Linked DNA regions of Homo sapiens: region 2 is linked to region 1. Evidence: chromatin loops called from intact Hi-C (ENCODE). Cell type or tissue: B cell. All regions are shown on one strand. Links, peaks and the distances in the headings refer to the core of each region. The heading gives the core; the rest is flanking DNA. Region 1 holds the start of SNORA119 (small nucleolar RNA, H/ACA box 119). Region 2 overlaps DBNDD1 (dysbindin domain containing 1).

Region 1 (9,355 bases), core at 558-8,557:
TGCCGGTTAGGTGCAGGGCAATGGAAAAGGAGGCCCTCCCCAACACCATTAGCTGTCATAGAGGCCCCAGACCACCTATGGGATTTTTACGTGAGGAAACGAACACATCTTCTCTAAGCCACTATGTTTTGGGGTTTTTTTTTCTTACCACCAATTTACCTGTTTCCTCATGAATATTCTACTTTCTACATTCCCAGGGATACCTGAATCAGCACAGGGGACACAGGGCAGCCAGGCCAAAGCACACACAGACCCAAGGACTGCATCAGGAACATCTGTGGCCTGGGACCCACCACCTTCTTTTGTTGTCACCTTCAAGACACCACCCGTCCTTGTCCATGTGGCTCACTCAGGGAGGAACTTACTTAGCCCACCCGCTTGCTTCAGTGGGTGGGCACACAGCCCAGAACTAGCCAATCGGCCACCGTCATTGGGTCAGTGGGCGGGCACACAGCCCAGAACTAGCCAATCGGCCACTGTCATTGGGTCAGGGGTGGGCACATGACCCAGAACTGGCCAGTCAGCCACTGTCATCCGGTCAGGACTGGCCAATGAAAGTCAGGCCTGAGGTTCCTGCTATAACCACTGTGAAAAGGCAGCTGTCATCTGCACAGGGAGGCTCAGCTCCTGGAAAGCAAGATGTGGTTGCCGGGACCGTCTCTGCCACCGCACAGGGAAGGCCTGCCTGAGGCTGGATCAGACACAGGAAGTCGAGTTGGAAGAGAGCAAGATTCCTGACACTGGAGGATCTTCCAGTCACCAAGCAAATACATTTTTCTTTTTGGCTTAAGCTACTCAGGGTTGAGTTTCTGTTCCTTGCAACAGGAGGGTCTAGGCTAATAGGGAAACCTCCCGCAGTGGGGTGAGGGCCCGTCTTCCACCCTGCCTGTCTCGTGCCCTTCTACCTCAGCCCCTGAGGCCGAGAGAGAGACCACCGCCTGAGAGAGAGCCAGAGGCTGGCAGGGTCCTCCTAGTTCCACAGTTCTGGCCTCGGCCCCAGGCTGCCCCACGGCGGGGCGGCCCCACACCCACCTTCAGCTCCTGGAGCTTCAGCCGGAGGTGGATGAGTCGCACCACGGCATCCTTCTGCTTCTCCGACTGCTCGGGCAGCTCCAGAATCACCTGCTTGCACTCCTCGATCGCCTGCCGCAGCTGCTGGACGTCAGAGGCCAGGAACAGACCCTGCCCAGGTTGGGGGCGGGGGCAGTCAAAGGCCCATCCTGCAGGAGCTCCCTGTTAAGGCCCATCCGCCGAGACAGGCCCAGAGCAGACCCCGACACCCCTCACCCAGAGAAGGAAACTCAACCCAGAGGGCACCGAGGACTTGCTCCAGGGCAGGAAAGGTGGCAGCACGGTCAAGGTCCACCCGGTGCTGCGTGCTCCTAGCCTGACCTGCCTGCCCACAGACCTCTGAAAACCTAATGTTTGAAAGTTGCTTTTCAAAAGACAACTTCCTTCTTTGAGAAATCCAGATGCTTTTTTGTTATGTCACTTCACTTCCTTCTGAAGAGCTTCCTCTTGGAGGAAAGCTAGGGAAAGGACATTTGCTGTCATGAAGGACAGTAAGTGGCCTCGAGCTTGACTGCCAAGCCCAAGCACATGCCGAGAGCCAGCCCCAGCACTTCTGGTTGCTTTCGCCACATAGCGACCAGGGGGCTCACGGCCCAGCAAGGCCCCAGACTCAGAACACTCTGGGGATCCCGGGGAAGACAGGATCAGGTCTCAGTGCTGGGGAGCCTGGACCCCGCCCTCAGGAGCCATCCTCCTCCTCCAGGCTGCTGGGCTCTGAGACCCAGGCAAAGGGGAGGTGGCACCCTCCCCTCCCCCTTGCAGCTCAGCCTGTGGCCCAAAGGAAGTGCTCAAAATGTTGTAATATACAAAACAAGCTGAGTGCAGTGGGTCACACCTATAATGCTAGCACTTTGGGAGGCCGAGGTGGGTGGATCACTTGAGCTCAGGAGCTTTAGACTAGCCTGGGCAACAGAGCGAGACCCCGTGTCTATAAAAAAAAAATGAAAAATTATCTGAGCATTGTAGTGCACACCTGTAGTCTCAGCTAATCAGGAAGCTGAGGTGGGAGGATCGCTTGGGCTCAGGAGGTCGAGGCTGCAGTGAGCCATGATTGCGCCACTGCACTTCACAGCGGGGGCAACAGAGCGAGACCTTATCTCAAGAAAAAGGAAAAAAAATAAGATACGAAACAAATATATGAAGTCTCTCCCTCTTTTTTTTTTTTTCAGACGGAGTCTCTGTCGCCCAGGCTGGAGTGCAGCGGCACGATCTCGGCTCACTGCAACCTCCACCTCCCGGGTTCAAGCGATTCTCCTGCCTCAGCCTCCTGAGTAGCTGGGACTACAGGGGCGCTCCACTATGCCCGGCTAAATTTTTTTTTGTATTTTTAGTAGAGACGGGGTTTCAGCATGTTGGTCAGGCTGGTCTCGAACTCCTGACCTCACGATCCGCCCGCCTCGGCCTCCCAAAGTGCTGGATTACAGGCGTGAGCCACCACGTCTGGCCCAAATCCTTTCAAAGTTACATTTGAATGTTGCCGTAATGTTTCCCTCAAAAGTTGGAGATGGTTTGCATAAAAATAAAAGGTTTTCAAACTTTTTTTTTCTTTGAGACGGAGTCTCACTCTGTCACCCAGGCTGGAGTGCAGTGGCGCAGTCTCGGCTCACTGCAAACTCTGCCTCCTAGGTTCACATCATTCTCCTACCTCAGCCTCCCGAGTAGCTGGGACTACAGGCATGTGCCACCACGCCCGGCTGATTTTTTGCATTTTTTAGTAGAGACGGGGTTTCACCGTGTTAGCCAGGATGGTCTCCATCTCCTGACCTCGTGATCCGCCCGCCTCAGCCTCCCAAAGTGCTGGGATTACAGGCGTGAGCCACCGCGCCCGGCCTCAAACTTTTTTAAAAAAATCATTATATCCTCCCCCTTTTCTTCTTCAACACAAGGCTTCCATGGAACAAAACACGGAACAAACAAGAGTGGCCCTGTAATACCGACTGGTCAGTACGAGGCAGACAAGGGGCTTCCCCTTGCCTCCCACACCCTGACTCTCGGCAAGTGTACAGGACCTCAAGGACCCCAGAGGGAATCTATTCTCTGCACATTTGCTTCATGAAGACATGGAGCTCAGGGGACAGAAGCAGCCCCAGGTTCATGAACCCCAATCCCAGGCTCTCTCCACCTGCCTTCACTCAGGCTCTGAGGGTGGGGGTCTGTGGTGTCATGCAGGCCTCAGATTCGAAGCCAGGAGCCCTGGCTGAGGTGGGGGCTGCTGAGCCTGACAATGGAGTGAGACTGTACCCCAGCTCACAGGACACTGCCCTGCCACCTGGGAGGGAGTGACAAGGAAACCCTGGCCCTTCCTGCCTTGGGGGTTCCCTCAGTCCCTCTCCCCTCCGAGATCTAAAACCTTACCACAGGGCGGGAGAAGTGGTCCTCAGACAGGCCGAGATCCATCACGCGTTCAGGGCAGCGGAATTCCGGCTCCCCAGGGGGCAGCTCAGGCAGGGCCTCTGGAGGAAGACGGGGACAGGTGTGGAGCGTCAGCTGCTACCTCCTGCCTCCCATCCCCTAGGGAGGAGCTGAGATAGCCAGGAGTGGGAAAGGGATTCAGGAAGCCGCACAGAAAGGAGGCACCGTGAGAGCTGGGCACCACTCAGATCTGCACACCGTCCAGTCTGCATTCACAGAGGAGCCCACAGCCTTGTGTAGACAGGAAAGAGCCACTCAAAATGAGGAGGTGGAATGACACTCGGTGCCAAAAGTCCTCAAGACAGCATTATAGAGACATCCCATTTCTAAGGTGGACACCTCATGCGTGACCACGGGGGCGAGAGAAAAACCACTGCATGGCTACACAGCAAAATCCACGAACCCCAGTGTCGACTCCAGGCCGTCTCTGCAGCTGCCCCGCTCCAAGCACTCCCTGATGACCTCATCTGCAGTTTCTAAAGCTCATGCCACCCTGACGCCCAGAGCACGTTCCCTCGGCTAACCTCTCCCTTACCAGGTCTCAGCGCTGACCGCACTCAGCAAGTGTTCCCTGAGCACCTACTATGTGCTGGGCCCTAGGATGCAGCAGTGATGGGTCAGGCACAAATCTTGCCCTCAGGAATGTGAATTCTAGTGGGGACACAGAAACAAACCACACGACCACAGAAGAGATGGGAAAAAGAACACAGCCAGCAGGTGCCGGCTCCGTGGGAAAGCCAGGGCTGCGCAGGACGCGGCAGGAAGAAAGGAGGGGTCCACGTAAGCAGTCAGAGACCTGCCCAGCTCCCACCCTGACTCCCACCAGCACCCACCTTCAGGAGTGACGTCCGGGACCTCCTCCCCAGGGCCCTGCTCATGCTGTCTCGGCCCAGACTGCTTGTTGAAGGGGTTGAGGTGGGCCTGCCGGAAACGGGCCAGCTTCTCATCATATTCCATAGCATCCCACCTGAGGGCCAGGCAGGGCCAGGATGAGTCCCCAGGTACCAGGCTCACCACGGACCACCCCCTTTCCCCAACCACACTGGGGTGTCTGGGGTGAGGCTGGCCTCTTTCACTTCCCTAAAGTGGGTAGTCCTCACACCACAGCCTTGATCTTCAGCCTTTTCCTGAAACACCTCAGCTGCCTCCTGCCCAGGCCCCCACTGGTGGCGTCCCCTTGGAAAGAGCTCACGGTGACAATGAGGGTCCCACGAGGGCACGTGGCCCATCTGAGGGGCCCAAGCTCCCTGCCTCCCAGCACAGGGTCCTCTTGCCCAATGTTGCAGAGCTCCAGCCCTAGAGCTACCTATGGGATCCTCTCTGGGCCTCAGCCCCAGATACTCACTCAGCCCCGCTCTAGCTTGCTATCCACCTGCTATGTGAGACACACCTCTCAGAAATGGGTTCCTCCTTCCTGGGCCCCAAGCAAAGGTGCTTTCTTGTCAGAGCACCCTGAAACCACAGCCCCTGTCTCAGGACTTAGGGTTGGACACTTGGGGACAGTTCCAGGGCCCATTCCTGCTCTGCCACAGGTGAGTGAGCAGGGCCCACCTTCCCCATGCCCAGGAGCAGGGGATCTTGGGAGGATTCCCTGCCAGCACACAGAGAAGCCCCCTACAAATGCATCCAGGCTCTCTGGCCTGGGTTCTGATCCTGTGATGAGCAACACGACCTGAACCAGGCCCACGGCTCTGTGCCTCAGGAACCCAGGAAACAGGCCGGAAGGGCCTAGTTCTCCACGTGGCAGAAGCTCAGGATCAAGAATTGCTCTTTCCCCACCCGGAGGCTCAGAACACTGCAGAACACACAGGGCTGATGGCTCCTGGCAGGGAGGAAGGGACTTTGGTTGGGGTGGGAGTAGAGGCAGTTGGCATCCAGCCCTCCCACTTAACTTCCTGGGCCACATTCCTTAGCCTCTCTGCCTCCATTTCCCCATCCGTAATGGGCCATTGTGAGGGTGAAATGAGTTAACAGAGACTGAGCACAAAGTAAGCTCGCTGTAAGGTCTGTTGATGTTATAGAAAGTCGGAGATGTCTTTTTAAAGTTGTTCAGTAACTGCAACAGTGTTAGTTATGCTTTCACTACACCTGCTACAGTGTTAGTTATGCTTTCACTACACCTGCTACAGTCTGAAATAATTCACAATTATAATAATCAATCCTATGATTTATCCTCTGTCTCTTCTCCCAAAAGAAAGAGAGCTGAGCCCAGAGGGGACGGCCCTGCTCAGGGTCACACTGTGGCCTGGAAGAACTGGGATTTGAACTAATTGCCTCACTGGCAGTGGGATAAGGAGGCCACCCCAACCCCACATGGCTGCCCTGCAACTGGGCAAGACTCCACACCACCTATGGGGCCTGTCCTGCCTGTTGTGCCTGTGGGGCAGGAGTGTGGGTTGGGCACCTGCACGCCAGCCTGAAAGGACAAAGCACCCATGGACAGGCTGCCCGTGGACCCCAACAGGGAGGCACGGGGAAGACACAGGGAACGTGAGTGGGCCCCAGTCCCACCTCCTTCTCTTATTACCTGATGACTGTGGGTGGGTCACAGAGTCAGAGGCGGCCACCCGATGCCAGCACCTCCCCAGTCTCCCAGGGAGCACCCAGGACACAGGAGAAATCAGGCCATCCCAACATCACTCCTCCTTCTTCCTGAATGAGGAGCCTCATTTTTGTTTGTCACATAATTTCCCAGCCTCCCCAGCAGCTAGACCTGGTAAAGTGACTGTTCTGACCCCCTCGGCTTGAGAAGATCAGGCAGATCTGAGCAGCTCTGGGCTCCTGGCTTCACTGACATACCCAAGTGCTTAGCCCTTCCATCCACCCCAGGAAGTACGTGTTCTCCCTGATTTATAGGCAAGAAAAGGGAGAACCAGAGACTAAATCAGGGCTATCTGAAAACAACAGTAATGGGCCGGGCGTGGTAGCTCACACCTATAATCCCAGCACTCTGGAAGGCCAAGGCAGGAGGACGGCATCCGGCCAGGCCCAATGCAATGAGGCCCTATCTCTATTAAATTTTATACAAATATGGGCTGGGCGCCGTGGCTCACGCCTGTAATCCCAGCACATTGGGAGGCCGAGGCGGGCGGATCACCAGGTCAGGAGATCGAAACCATCCTGGCTAACACATTGAAACCCTGTCTCTACTAGAAATACAAAAAATTAGCCAGGTGTGGTGGCAGGCGCCTGTAGCCCCAGCTACTCGGGAGGCTGAGGCAGCAGAATAGCGTGAACCCAGGAAGCGGAGCTTGCAGTGAGCCGAGAACGCACCACTGCACTCCAGCCTGGGCAACAGAGCGAGACTCCATATCAAAAAAAAAAAAAATCTTTTTTACATAAATATGTATGTGTGTGTATATACATATATATGTGTGTGTGTGTATACATACATATGAGAAAAAAGAAAAGACTTCTGAGAATTGTCCTTAAAGGTAGGGGCTGCCCCTCTTCAGCCATCCCTGCCTCCTGCTGCCTGGAATGCAGATGTAAAGGCTGCAGCTGGAATAGCCACACTGGGGAGAGTGACGTGATTGCAGGGGACTGCACCTGAGCCCTAAGCTGCTCACAGCCAGACTTCATTCAAGTGAGAGAAATACGATATTCCCACCAGTGTTATAGGGGAGGTTTTTGTCTCTTGCGGCCAAAGTAGATTCTGACTGAAAGACCCAGCTCGGTGGCTCACGCCTGTAATCCCAGCACTTTGGGAAGCAGAAGTGGGCTGATCACCTGAGGTGAGCAGTTCGAGACCAGCCTGGCCAACCTGGTGAAACCCCGTCTCTACCAAAAATACAAAAATTAGCCGGGCGTGGTGGTGGGCATCTGTAATCCCAGCTACTTGGGAGGCTGAGGCAGGAGAATCGCTTGAACCCAGGAGGTGAGCCGAGATTGAGCCACTGCACTCCAGCTTGGGTGACAGAGTGAGACTCCATCTCAGAAAAAAAAAAAAGAAAAGATTCTGACTGATGATCCCAATAGTTTCATGGTAACAAGACAGACACGTCCAGCTTGAATCCCAACTCTGCTAGCTCCTAGCTGTGTGACCTTGGGTAAGTGGATAAACGTTTCTCTGCCTCCATTCTCCCATGTCTCAAATGGGGATTACAATAGTACCATACAGGGTTATTGTCAAGATTAAAGTAGTTAATACTAAGTTCAGAGAACACTGGCCGGCACATAGTAAGCACCCAATAAATATTGATTATAATTTATCATTATTACTTTTTTTTGAGACAGGGTGTTGCTCTGTCACCCGAGCTGGAGTGCAGTGGTGCGATCACAGCTCACTGCAGCCTCAAACTCCTGGGCTGAAGGGGTCCTCCCATATTAGCCTCCCAAGTAGCTGGAACTCCAGTGTGTGCCACCACACTCAGCTAATTTTTTTTAACTTTTTGTAGAGACGGAGTCTCACTCTGATGCCCAGGCTGGTCTCAAACTCCTGGCTTCAAGCAACCCTCCTGCCTCTGCCTCCCAAATTGCTGGGATTATAGGTGTGAGCTACCATGCCTGGCCTATTACTGTTATTTTTAAGAATCATGGCCGGTGTGTGGTGGCTCACTTTGGGAGGCTGAGGCGGGTGGATCATTTGAGGTCAAGAGTTCAAACCAGCCTGACCAACATGGTGAAACCCCGTCTGTACTAAAAACACAAACAAATTAGCTGGGCATGGTGGTGCATGCCTGTAATCCAGCTACTTGGGAAGCTGAGGCAGGAGAATCACTTGAACACGGGAGGTGGAGGTTGCAGTGAGCCGAGATTGTGCCACTGCACTCCAGCCTAGGCAACACAGCAAAACTCCATCTCAAAAAAAAAAAAAAAATCAGCCCTGATTTAGACTCTGGTTCTCCATTGTCTTGCCTATAAATCAGGGGGAACACCTACTTTCTGGGGTGGATGGAAGGGCTAAGGACTTGTTTATGATGTCAGTGAAGCCAGGAGCCCAGAGCTGCTCAGAACAGACTGGCACTGTCATCACATATGGTGACCAGCCCAGGAAAAAGGTGCAGGAGCTACGCCTGGGGAAGCCGCTGGAAACCTCCTGGTGTTTAAAACATGGCCAGAGGAGCGTCAAGGAAGGCACGCTGGCAGGGACACCTCCGTTCTGCCCAGCAGCTGTACTCTAGGCTACCAGCTCTCCTCCGGGCTGTGAAAAAAGGCATCTTTTATTTGCCTATTTACTGACAGTCAGTGCCAGCCCCAGGCCTGGCGCACGGGCAGGGGATGAATGAGGGGAGGCCGCTGGCCTCGCAGCCTTAGCTTCTGCTCACACAGACCTGGGGATGCCGGCCACAGTGGCCGACTCTGAGCAGAACGCCAGCCTGCCCCTCTCACCAGGCTCACCCCACCAGTTCTGCACCCAGATGTGGGACTTGGCCTCAGAAAGGAGCGGGCAGGAAGTGGAAGAGTGAAAGCAAGAGGTCTGGCCACCCCCTGCCCCTCCTCTAGAGCCCACTGCTCTCATCGGGGAGGACCCCACAACTTAGCAATGAAAGGAAGCCGAAGAAAGCCGGCGGGGTTCCGGGGCACGGAGGGACCCTGGGCCGAAGCTCAGGACACGCGGGATGCACGGACCTGGCCTCCCGCGTCCTGCCCGCGGCGTGACCACCAGGAAGCGGTGTCATCACTGCAGCTGCCACCCCGAGAACCTGAGAAGTCACCCCGGTGTGCGGAGTCAACAGCGTCCTGTCTGCCCATACCTGCATCGCCTGCCAGGGCCCAGGGGCTCGCAGGGACAGGATGGCCATTCCTCTAGGGCTGCTGGCCACGGAAGCCTGGCCGTGGGTTCGGCACCTGCTGCAGGGAGAAGCCACCCCAGCACTGTGCCTCCCCACCCACCACACCCGCGGGAGCTCGCCCGGTCTCCCGGGCTCCT
Region 2 (9,355 bases), core at 673-8,672, 55 kb before region 1:
TCCCTGGTTCCCATCTCCACGCCATGATCAGGAACAGGCTGACAGGTGATGGCTGAGAGCTCCAGCTGCGTCCCTGGCCAGCCCTGTGCTGCATGCTGGGGACAGACGCTGAGCTGCTCTGTGCCTCAGCTTCCTCCTCTCAAGTACAAAGCTCAGAGTCTTCCCCATGTAGCTGGGAGTTAGGGTGAGGTGAGAATGGAGTTAGTCAATAAACACAGAATGCTGGGACTGTACTAGAAAACCATAAGCCACTGTCTTTTTTTTTTTTTTTTTTTTTAAGGCAAGGTTTCGCTCTGTTGCTCAAGCTGGATGGCACGATCACAGCTCACTGCATTCTTGACTTCCTGGGTTTCAGGCGGACCTCCTGCCTCAGCTTCCCGAGTAGCTGCCACACAGGTGTGCACCACCACACCTAGCTGTCATTATTAACACAGAACCACCTGCCCCACCTGCCTCTGAGGGTGCTGTCCCCAGAGATTCTCTGCAGAACTACTCTGGCCCCAGGTTTCCTTGATATTAGGGGGCTGCCAGAGAGGAGGGGGTGGGAGGCCAGGGTGTATGATCGCTTGAACCCAGGAGTTCGAGACCAGCCTGGGCAACATGGCAAGACCCTGTCTCTACCAAAAAAATTTTAATTAGCCAGGAGTGGTGGTCCCAGCTACTCAGGAGGCTGAAGTGGGAGGATCGCTTGAGCCCAAGAGGTTGAGGCTGCAGTGAGCTATGGTTTTACCACTGCACTCCAGCCTGGGCAACAGTGAGACCTTGTCTCTTGAGAGAGAGAGGCCAGGTGCGGTGGCTCATGCCTGTAATGCCAGCACTTTGGGAGGCCGAGGCAGACGGATCACCTGAGGTCAGGAGTTTGAGACCAGCCTGACCAACATGGAGAAACCCCATCTCTACTAAAAATACAGAATTAGCTGGGCATGGTGGCTCATGCCTGTAATCCCAGCTACTCGGAAGGCTGACGCAGGAGAATCGCTTGAACCCAGGAGGCGGAGGTTTTGATGAGCCAAGATCACGCCATTGCACTCCAGCCTGGGCAACAAGAACGAAACTCCATCTCAAAAAAAAAAAAGAGAGAGGAGAGGAGGGGGTGCCCCTCAGGACAGAAGGAGGGGCGGGGAGGGACAGAGGTGGAGCTGACAGCTACACCCCAGAGTGCTGCTCTGGGGTAAGGGTGTCCATGGAGTTCATGCCTGGCCTGTAAACCTGGGGAGGTAAGAGCCCCTGTAGCCTTCCTCAGCTGGGGATCCTGAGAGCAGGGCCTCCTGGCCGGTGACGTACATCCCTGCACCTTGGTTCCCCACTCGTACCTGCTCTCAGGGCTCTGGGTCAGCCATGCCAGAGGGACAGCGCCTGCTCTGTCCTGGACCTGGCAGGTCTGAGGCCCCTGCCGCACCCTCAGGGCCGGCTGCAGCACCCTCCTGAGACTCGAGGCTAGGACAGGGCTACGCCCTCTGCAGCCACGGCCACTGCTCTGAGCTGTGTGGAAGCATTTTGGAATTGTGACCACAGCACAGTCCAGCAGGACATGAACACACTGTGGGCGGGGGCCTGGGGCTTTGGTCTACACTGTCTCTCCTTGAGGAAGGGCCCAAGGGCCAGGCTGGGTCTCCTGGAGTCCCCTCTCCTGGGCACCCCCTCAGCGCTATGGACAATGGTCAAGCAGGCTTCTTCCTGCTGGTGTCCGGGAGGTCCCCCTGCTCACAGCCTTAGAACAGAGTCCACATCTCACCCCCTGTCCCCTGTGCCCTCTGGGCGGAGAGGTATCCCTGCTGGGCTTGGGGGTGGGCCAGGACACCAGTAACTTGACCCTTTAGGATGCTCAGAAACCTCATTCCAGATGCCAGTGGAAAGGTGGAAACCAGATTCCGCGAGAGCCCCGTCCAGCCCGCCCAACCCCCAGGCCTGAAACGGGCCATGCCATGACACAGCACTCGGCTTCTCAGACAGGAGGCAGGTGGGCCACACAGAATGACCACACGGCCGACGGGGCGAGGGGACACTGTCAGGCCACAGGGCTGCCCCCAGGCACAGCCTAACACTCGGCTCGCTGCCAGGCCACCTGCCCACAACCACACTGCCCAGCTCTTAAGCCACTGGGGACCTCCCAGCCCTGCACCGGTGCCCCTCACTCAGGAGGCCGGGCACCTGCGGGCCTCAGCTCCCTTGGCTCTGCTGGGGAGGGGTGGGGGTGCACCGGGACGGACGCTCCAGGCCCACCTGGCAGTATCTAGGCTGCCAGCTAGTGCCACGGGGGAGGACAGGCCCACCCCTCACAGGCAGCTGCTGGCGCTGTGAACCCCAGCTGCAGCCCCCTCAGCAAGAGCCTCATGGCAGCAGCTGCTCCCCTCGGCTTCAAGCACACCCAGCTACGATCAGTGCTCACCGCTGGGGGCTGCCAAAAATACCCCACAGGGTCCTCAGGGTGCTGCTGGCAGCAACGGGAAGGCACCTATCCATCTGACAAGCGTGCGCTGGGCACCCACTCAGGTGGGAGGTGCTGGTGTCCCCAGAAGGCCCCTGCCATGCAGGGTCCAGGAAGCAGCTGAGGGAAGGAGGGCCATCTGGAAACAGGTTCCTGCAGGGGCAATGGGTGGGGGGAAGGAAGCCAGCGCTTTGTCTCTTCCCTGAGAGATAGACCCACAGGGCCTAGGGCCAAAGGGGGGCATGCACCCAGGGACAGGCCTGACTCTGACTAACAGGACTCACTGGCTGCCTGAGGCAAGTGAGGTGGCCGCTAGGACGGCGTGGCCCTGGATGAGAGGGTGAGCAGCTGAGGAGGGGCTGAGGGGATCTGTGGAGGGATGGACATAAGACTCGCCAATGTCCCCGGCTTTGGGTCAGCAGCCAAGGGGCCTCCTGCTCTCATCTGACAAAACAATTGTTAAGTATATAAAAGAAACAGTTGGGCCAGGCACGGTGGCTCATGCCTATAATCTCAGCACTTTGGGAGGCCAAGGCGGGTGGATCACGAGTAAAAATACAAAAAAAAAAAAAAAAAATTAGCTGGGTGTGGTGGCGGGCACCTGTAGTCCCAGCTACTAAGGAGGCTGAGGCAGGAGAATCGCTTGAACCCGTGAGGTGGAGACTGCAATGAGCCGAGATCGCGCCACTGCACTCCAGCCTGGTGACAGAGCGAGACTCTGTCTCAAAAAAAAAAAAAAAAAAAGGTAGTTACGTTTGTGAAAAAAAATGAGGCCAGGCTCGGTGGCTCACACCTTGTAATCCTAGCACTTTGGGAGGCTGAGGCGGGCGGATCACCTGAGGTCAGGAGTTCAGCCTGGCCAACATGGTGAAACCCCGTCTCTACTAAAAATACAAAAATTAGCCGGGCGTGCTGGTGCATGCCTGTAATCCCATCTACTCAGGGGGATGAGGCAGGAGAATCGCTCAAACCCAAGGGGCAGAGGTTGCAGTGAGCCGAGATTGCACCACTGCACTCCAGCCTGGGTGACAGAGCGAGACTCCATCTAAAAAAAATAAATAAACATGGGAGAAACCTGGAAGAATATTTGCTCAACTGTGAGGCATGGTTGGTGGCTAAGGGATCACAGAATGGCAGGCCTGCCTATTCCTCCTGGTTTGTAACTTTCATTTAATGAGAATGTATTATTCTGAACTCAAATACGACATCAGTTTTTAAAAGGAAAAGTCAGTCCACAGTGGAGAGGGGCTGTTCTGGTTTGAAGGGGACCAAGAGGCTGGACATGGAAATCCATGGGCGATCCTTCAGGGGACCCTGGGCCGAGCTAGAAATCAGAGGCCAGGACGGCACTGGAATGCAGCCACGCGGGCCCTGGTGGGACTTCCACGCCTGCATGGTCGGCTTTCATGGGTGCTTGCGTACCAAAGGTGATCTGGATCTCAGATTCCTTGTTCACTAGGGGAGGCCAGGGCCCAAGGGGAAGGAGCAGCCTCCTTGAAGCCCCTCAACCCCTTGTCTGGGTCCAGGCATGAGGCCACAAGCCCAGCCATCCCATCACCTGCTGGTCACTGCCCAGAGTTTCAAAGGACTGGATGTGCCAAGTCCTCACACCCAGCCCCGCGTCCTGGGGGGATGTGGGAGCCCTGTGGATCTCAAGGTGACACTGTGTCTTTGGATGCAGAGATCGTTAAGGAGGCTGAGGTGCCGCAGGCTGCGCTGGGCGTCCCAGCCCAGGGGACAGGGGACAATGGCCACACGCCTGTGGAGGAGGAGGTCGGGGGCATCCCAGTACCAGCACCGGGGCTCCTGCAGGTCACGGAGAGGAGGCGTAAGTACTGCTCCCTGCCCAGCGCACGCTATGGGGACCCCGTGAGCTCCCCCAAGAGACAAGGCAGCAGGGTCCACCTCCTGTCCAAACACTCCCTGGGGGGTCTAGGTCCGGCGCTGTGTGCTAGGCTCTTGCAGCTCTGGTTCTCTGAGCCTCAGCTGCACCATCTGTCAAGTGAAAGCCTTCTAGTCATGAGTATACGCAACACTCATCAGATCCTGCCGGTGTGGGCTTTGCAGGAAGCTGTGGTTCACCCACAGCCTTGTGGGAGGACACAGCACACTCTCTCCTAGACCCCCGGGGCTCTGAGCAGCCTTGTGGGAGGGCCTGAGGGCTGACTGTACCCCCTCTGCCCTCAGAGCCTCTGAGCAGCGTCTCCTCTCTGGAGGTCCACTTCGACCTCCTGGACCTCACTGAGCTCACCGACATGTCGGACCAGGAGCTGGCCGAGGTCTTTGCTGACTCGGACGACGAGAACCTCAACACCGAGTCCCCAGCAGGTGAGGCCGGCATCAGGGCTGGGCTGGGAGGTGTGCCTGGTGGGCTGAGGCCCCTTGGGAAGTCCTGGGAGGTGTGTGTGGTGGGCTGAGGGCCCTTGGGACGTCCTGGGAGGTGTGTTTGGGGGGTGAGGCCCCTTGGGACGTCCTGGGAGGTGTGGGTGGTGGGCTGAGGCCCCTTGGGAAGTCCTGAGAGGTGTGCGTGGTGGGCTGAGGCCCCTTGGGAAGTCCTGGGAGGTGTGTTTGGGGGGTGAGGCCCCTTGGGACGTCCTGGGAGGTGTGGGTGGTGGGCTGAGGCCCCTTGGGAAGTCCTGGGAGGTGTGTTTGGGGGGTGAGGCCCCTTGGGACATCCTGGGAGGTGTGGGTGGTGGGCTGAGGCCCCTTGGGACGTCCTGGGAGGTGTGGGTGGTGGGCTGAGGCCCCTTGGGAAGTCCTGGGAGGTGTGCGTGGTGGGCTGAGGCCCCTTGGGAAGTCCTGGGAGGTGTGTTTGGGGGGTGAGGCCCCTTGGGACGTCCTGGGAGGTGTGGGTGGTGGGCTGAGGCCCCTTGGGAAGTCCTGGGAGGTGTGTTTGGGGGGTGAGGCCCCTTGGGACATCCTGGGAGGTGTGGGTGGTGGGCTGAGGCCCCTTGGGACGTCCTGGGAGGTGTGCGTGGTGGGCTGAGGCCCCTTGGGACGTCCTGGGAGGTGTGTGTGGTGGGCTGAGGCCCCTTGGGACGTCCTGGGAGGTGTGTGTGGTGGGCTGAGGCCCCTTGGGACGTCCTGGGAGGTGTGTTTGGGGGGTGAGGCCCCTTGGGACGTCCTGGGAGGTGTGTTTGGGGGGTGAGGCCCCTTGGGAAGTCCTGGGAGGTGTGTTTGGGGGGTGAGGCCCCTTGGGACGTCCTGGGAGGTGTGGGTGGTGGGCTGAGGCCCCTTGGGAAGTCCTGGGAGGTGTGCGTGTGTTTTAGCAAGAATCCCTCAGCACTTCATTTCACCACGCTGCTATCTGCCCAACTTGAAGCAACTTCCCCGTCACAGCTGCTTAAAACTTTACTTTTCAAGTGAGCAACAGACGGCTAAAGCCACTGTCCCCTCAAAAGCAGAATTTAATGAATGTGAATTTTCATCATAAAATGGGCCAAGAACGAAAGGTGGGGGTGGTCACCAGCCCGGGCCCCTCCTCAGCTCACTTAACTTCCTCTGATTCCCACGGGAGCGTTGCCATTGGCCTGAAGGCAGCTCCAGTGTCCTCACACTGCCGAGCAGGGCCCCCAGCACGGCCATTGTCGTGTCTCCTTCCTAAGCCGTGACGAGAGCACAGGACTCATGAGGATGCGACAGCGCGTCCTCAGTCTCTGACAGTGACCAGTGAAGGACACTGACGTGACCTGTGTGAACTTCAGTAACTGTGAGAGCATCAGGGCCGAGCCTTCTCCGCATGGGACAGTTTGGCCCAGCCTCTGCTTCCCAACCCCCCAGGCCACTCAGGACCTCATTAAAAGGACCAGCCCCACTGTGACTCCTGCCGGTGGCCAGCTGCTCCCATGGTTCCTGGAGTTGTCAGGAAGGGGTGTCGGCCTGTGTGTCCCAGGCTGCTGCAGCCCCAGGTGTCTGGGAGGGAATGGGGCCTCATGAGTCAGCCCCCAGCTCACCTCCAGGACAAGGCCATTGCCTGACCCTGGCCAGTTCCCACCAGCTCCATGTTGGCGGCAACCCTTCCCACCCAGCCCGTGAGCCCAGGCATGGCTGTTGTGGCTGGGGAGGTGGAGTGAGGGGCTCAGACTCCAGCCCACCCGAATCCCCAGCCCCACAGAGCCTGCACCGGGGACTCACAAGGCCCATGATGGGGCAGAGGCTCCAAGAGGCCGGGGACACACAAGGCCCATGATGGGGCAGAGGCTCCAAGAGGCCGGGGACACACAAGGCCCATGATGGGGCAGAGGCTCCAAGAGGCCTGCAGGGCTCATGGAGGGTGGTTGGCTGAGGTGGGACACCTGCGGGGGGAACAGTTTAGGGAGGCCCCACCAGGGTCACTTAATGACCAAACAGGAGAGGCTCAGCCTAGACTATACAGTGACTCCGGGGAGCACCAGAAAAGACCCTGCCCAGGCCCCACCCAGACCACAACATCCACCTCTCTGGTGGGGCCAGTGTGTGGTGGGGGCCTCCCGTTAGAGGTAGATGTGTGCATGCCTGGTGCAGGGGGCTGGTGCAGAGCATTGGCAGGAGTGGCGCAGGAGGCCGGCGGCACCTGGAGCTCCGCAGCATCCACCCAGGCCTCTCAGCCACACCGAGTTCCCCTTCCCGCATGCCCCTAGGTCTGCACCCGCTGCCCCGGGCCGGCTACCTGCGCTCCCCTTCCTGGACGAGGACAAGGGCTGAGCAGAGCCACGAGAAGCAGCCCCTAGGCGACCCCGAGCGGCAGGCCACAGTCCTGGACACGTTTCTCACTGTGGAGAGGCCCCAGGAGGACTAGACCATCTCCACCTGCCCCAGCTCCTGCAGGGATGGGGTCCGAACACGATGGCAGATCTGGGCAGTGCTGACCCAGCAGACACACTTCACCCGCCCACGAGGCTCCAGCCGTCACCTCCTGACACACACCCTGGGGGCAGCTCTCTGCCAGCCCCGAGACCGGCCTTGTCTGCTGGGCACGGGTCTTCGCCTCACTTGGAGACCAGCCGGCTTTCCTGGGGGACACACGGGGCCCCCGGATGCCTCTGGGAGCCCCAGCACAAGCACAGCCCAGTGGCCTTACGTCCAGCTCGTTCCTGGGCCCCGAGTCAGGAAGACAGCGTCACGGAGTCACTGCCAGGAACGTGCTGAGGAATGGAGTGGCCCACGGCGGCCTTGGGGTGAAGGGGACCCAGGCCTGTGACAGCCACTCCAGGAACTCCTGGGGGTGCTCCAACCTCCGCGTTTTCCTGTGCTGCCAAGCTCAGAAGCCAGAGGCGGGTTTGGTAGTGGCTAATGGGACAATGTGCTGTCCAGCAAAGCACACATGGAGAAGCGGCCCCAAAATTCCCACCTTGATTTCCATCCTGCCCCTTCTTCTACTCCACGGAGGCGCTGTCTCACTAGGGTCCCCTCCCCAAGGCTCAGCTCTAAGACCTGCACCTGCTTCTCTTGGCCCCTGCGTGACAGACAAGTCCATTCCCTCCTTAGCTCAGAACACCAAATATCACCAGACTGCCTAAGAGACTTGATGACACCTCCCGGAATGCTCTCGGGGTGGGGTTCACCTCTCCTTGTCCTGCACCCACTGCTAGGCCACATTCTCGTTTCTGCTCACATCCCATTGCCCGGCTACAAGGCCTGCCCACGGCCCTTAAACTTGCTGGGCAGGTTTGGAGCCCATGGGACCCCGTGGGTCTCTGTCCAGGAGCAGCAGAGGAGGCTGACAGGCCCTGCTCCCTCTGCTCTGGGGGTGTCTGGGAGCCCCAGCTCACACCCTCCCAATGCTTATATGCTGAAGCTCACAGAATGGGCTTCTTGCCTGACAGCAAGTCAAAGAATGAGTTTAATATCAAAGTGTAAGCTTACTTTCCATCCCCAAGCCAGCCTGCCCCCTGCCCCATTTCCCATGAGCACACTTCTGGGGAAGGAAAACAGGCTCCTGGCCTTCACTCTCAGCAGAGCTTTGGAGATGCCCCAGGCATGCCCTGAGCTCCTTCTGTGTACCTGCTCCCACTTCTGAGCCACCCGCTGCCCCTCCGCACTGCTGGCAAACCCAGTTCCTGCCTCAGCCAGGTCTCCTTCCCTGGTTTCCAGTCACACAGAGCCCAGCAGCTTTCTCTTTCAGTCCCATAAGGGCAGCCTTGTGTCCCTGGCCACACTTCCACCCGCCAGGGTCTTCCTCCCCATCTTTCCATCCTTCCTGCTGAGCTTCCACAGAGCTCGTTTGCAAACAGGGGGATTAAAGCATCACTGCGCATTCGAAGGCCTGGCCACAGTCTCTTCCTTTCCAATAGCAGAGTGAACGAGGTGCCTGCTGAGGGGTTGTGAGCTGAGCTGCCCTGGGCTCCGTGCCCGGACCATTCTCCAGCTGCAGCAGCCTGAGGGCTCTGCTGTGCTCACTTGGGTCACATGTGGGGGATGAGTGACCTGGATTTCCAGTCCCAAAGTCACACAACAGAAGGAATCATTAAAGAAGTGAAAGTCCCGCCCCACGTGCACGTAAAGGTAGCCCAGGCTGGGGGAGGGAGTCACAGAAGTCCCACCCCACGTGCATGTAAAGGTAGCCCAGGCTGGGGGAGGGAGTCACAGAAGTCCCGCCCCACGTTGCACGTAAAGGTGGCCTGGGCCAGGGGAGGGAGTTACAGAAGTCCCACCCCACGTGCACGTAAAGGTAGCCCGGGCCAGGGGAGGGAGTCACAGAAGTCCCGCCCCACGTGCACGTAAAGGTGGCCCGGGCCAGGGGAGGGAGTCACAGAAGTCCCGCCCCACGTGCACGTAAAGGTGGCCCGGGCCAGGGGAGGGAGTCACAGAAGTCCCGCCCCACGTGCACGTAAAGGTGGCCCGGGCCAGGGGAGGGAGTCACAGAAGTCCCACCCCACGTGCACGTAAAGGTGGCCCGGGCCAGGGGAGGGAGTCACAGAAGTCCCACCCCACGTGCACGTAAAGGTG

What was found. Hi-C counts contacts between places; a loop is a spot of excess contacts. Peaks named below come from ENCODE experiments on the same cell type or tissue, not always from the same donor. Only the 100,000 strongest peaks of a DNase experiment are listed, where the experiment ranks them.
Region 2: a loop joins it to region 1, with 4 times the contacts of the local background. A loop is called at or near these places in 5 of 110 quality-filtered maps.

The regions. Positions count from the first base shown.
Region 1 is chr16:89,949,338-89,958,692 of GRCh38, reverse strand. It overlaps DEF8 (differentially expressed in FDCP 8 homolog), which reads right to left. Exons shown (of 13, transcript NM_001242818.2): 2 at 9,180-9,276; 3 at 4,317-4,450; 4 at 3,427-3,524; 5 at 1,033-1,182. The coding sequence starts at 4,440. It overlaps SNORA119 (small nucleolar RNA, H/ACA box 119), which reads right to left and starts at 5,316; the gene lies at 5,173-5,316. RefSeq lists an enhancer at 4,581-4,870. In B cell, for the core only: no CTCF peak of the experiment used is centred there; DNase peaks (open chromatin) are centred at 1,902 and 4,582; H3K4me3 peaks cover 1,880 bases; H3K27ac peaks cover 1,827 bases.
Region 2 is chr16:90,004,185-90,013,539 of GRCh38, reverse strand. It overlaps DBNDD1 (dysbindin domain containing 1), which reads left to right. Exons shown (of 4, transcript NM_001042610.3): 2 at 4,110-4,256; 3 at 4,616-4,756; 4 at 7,048-8,669. The coding sequence ends at 7,205. Among named protein-coding and RNA genes, the nearest start is that of DBNDD1, 11 kb to the left of the region's middle. RefSeq lists an enhancer at 5,779-5,948. In B cell, for the core only: no CTCF peak of the experiment used is centred there; DNase peaks (open chromatin) are centred at 2,432, 4,609, 5,739, 6,862 and 1 weaker place; H3K4me3 peaks cover 1,220 bases; H3K27ac peaks cover 1,212 bases.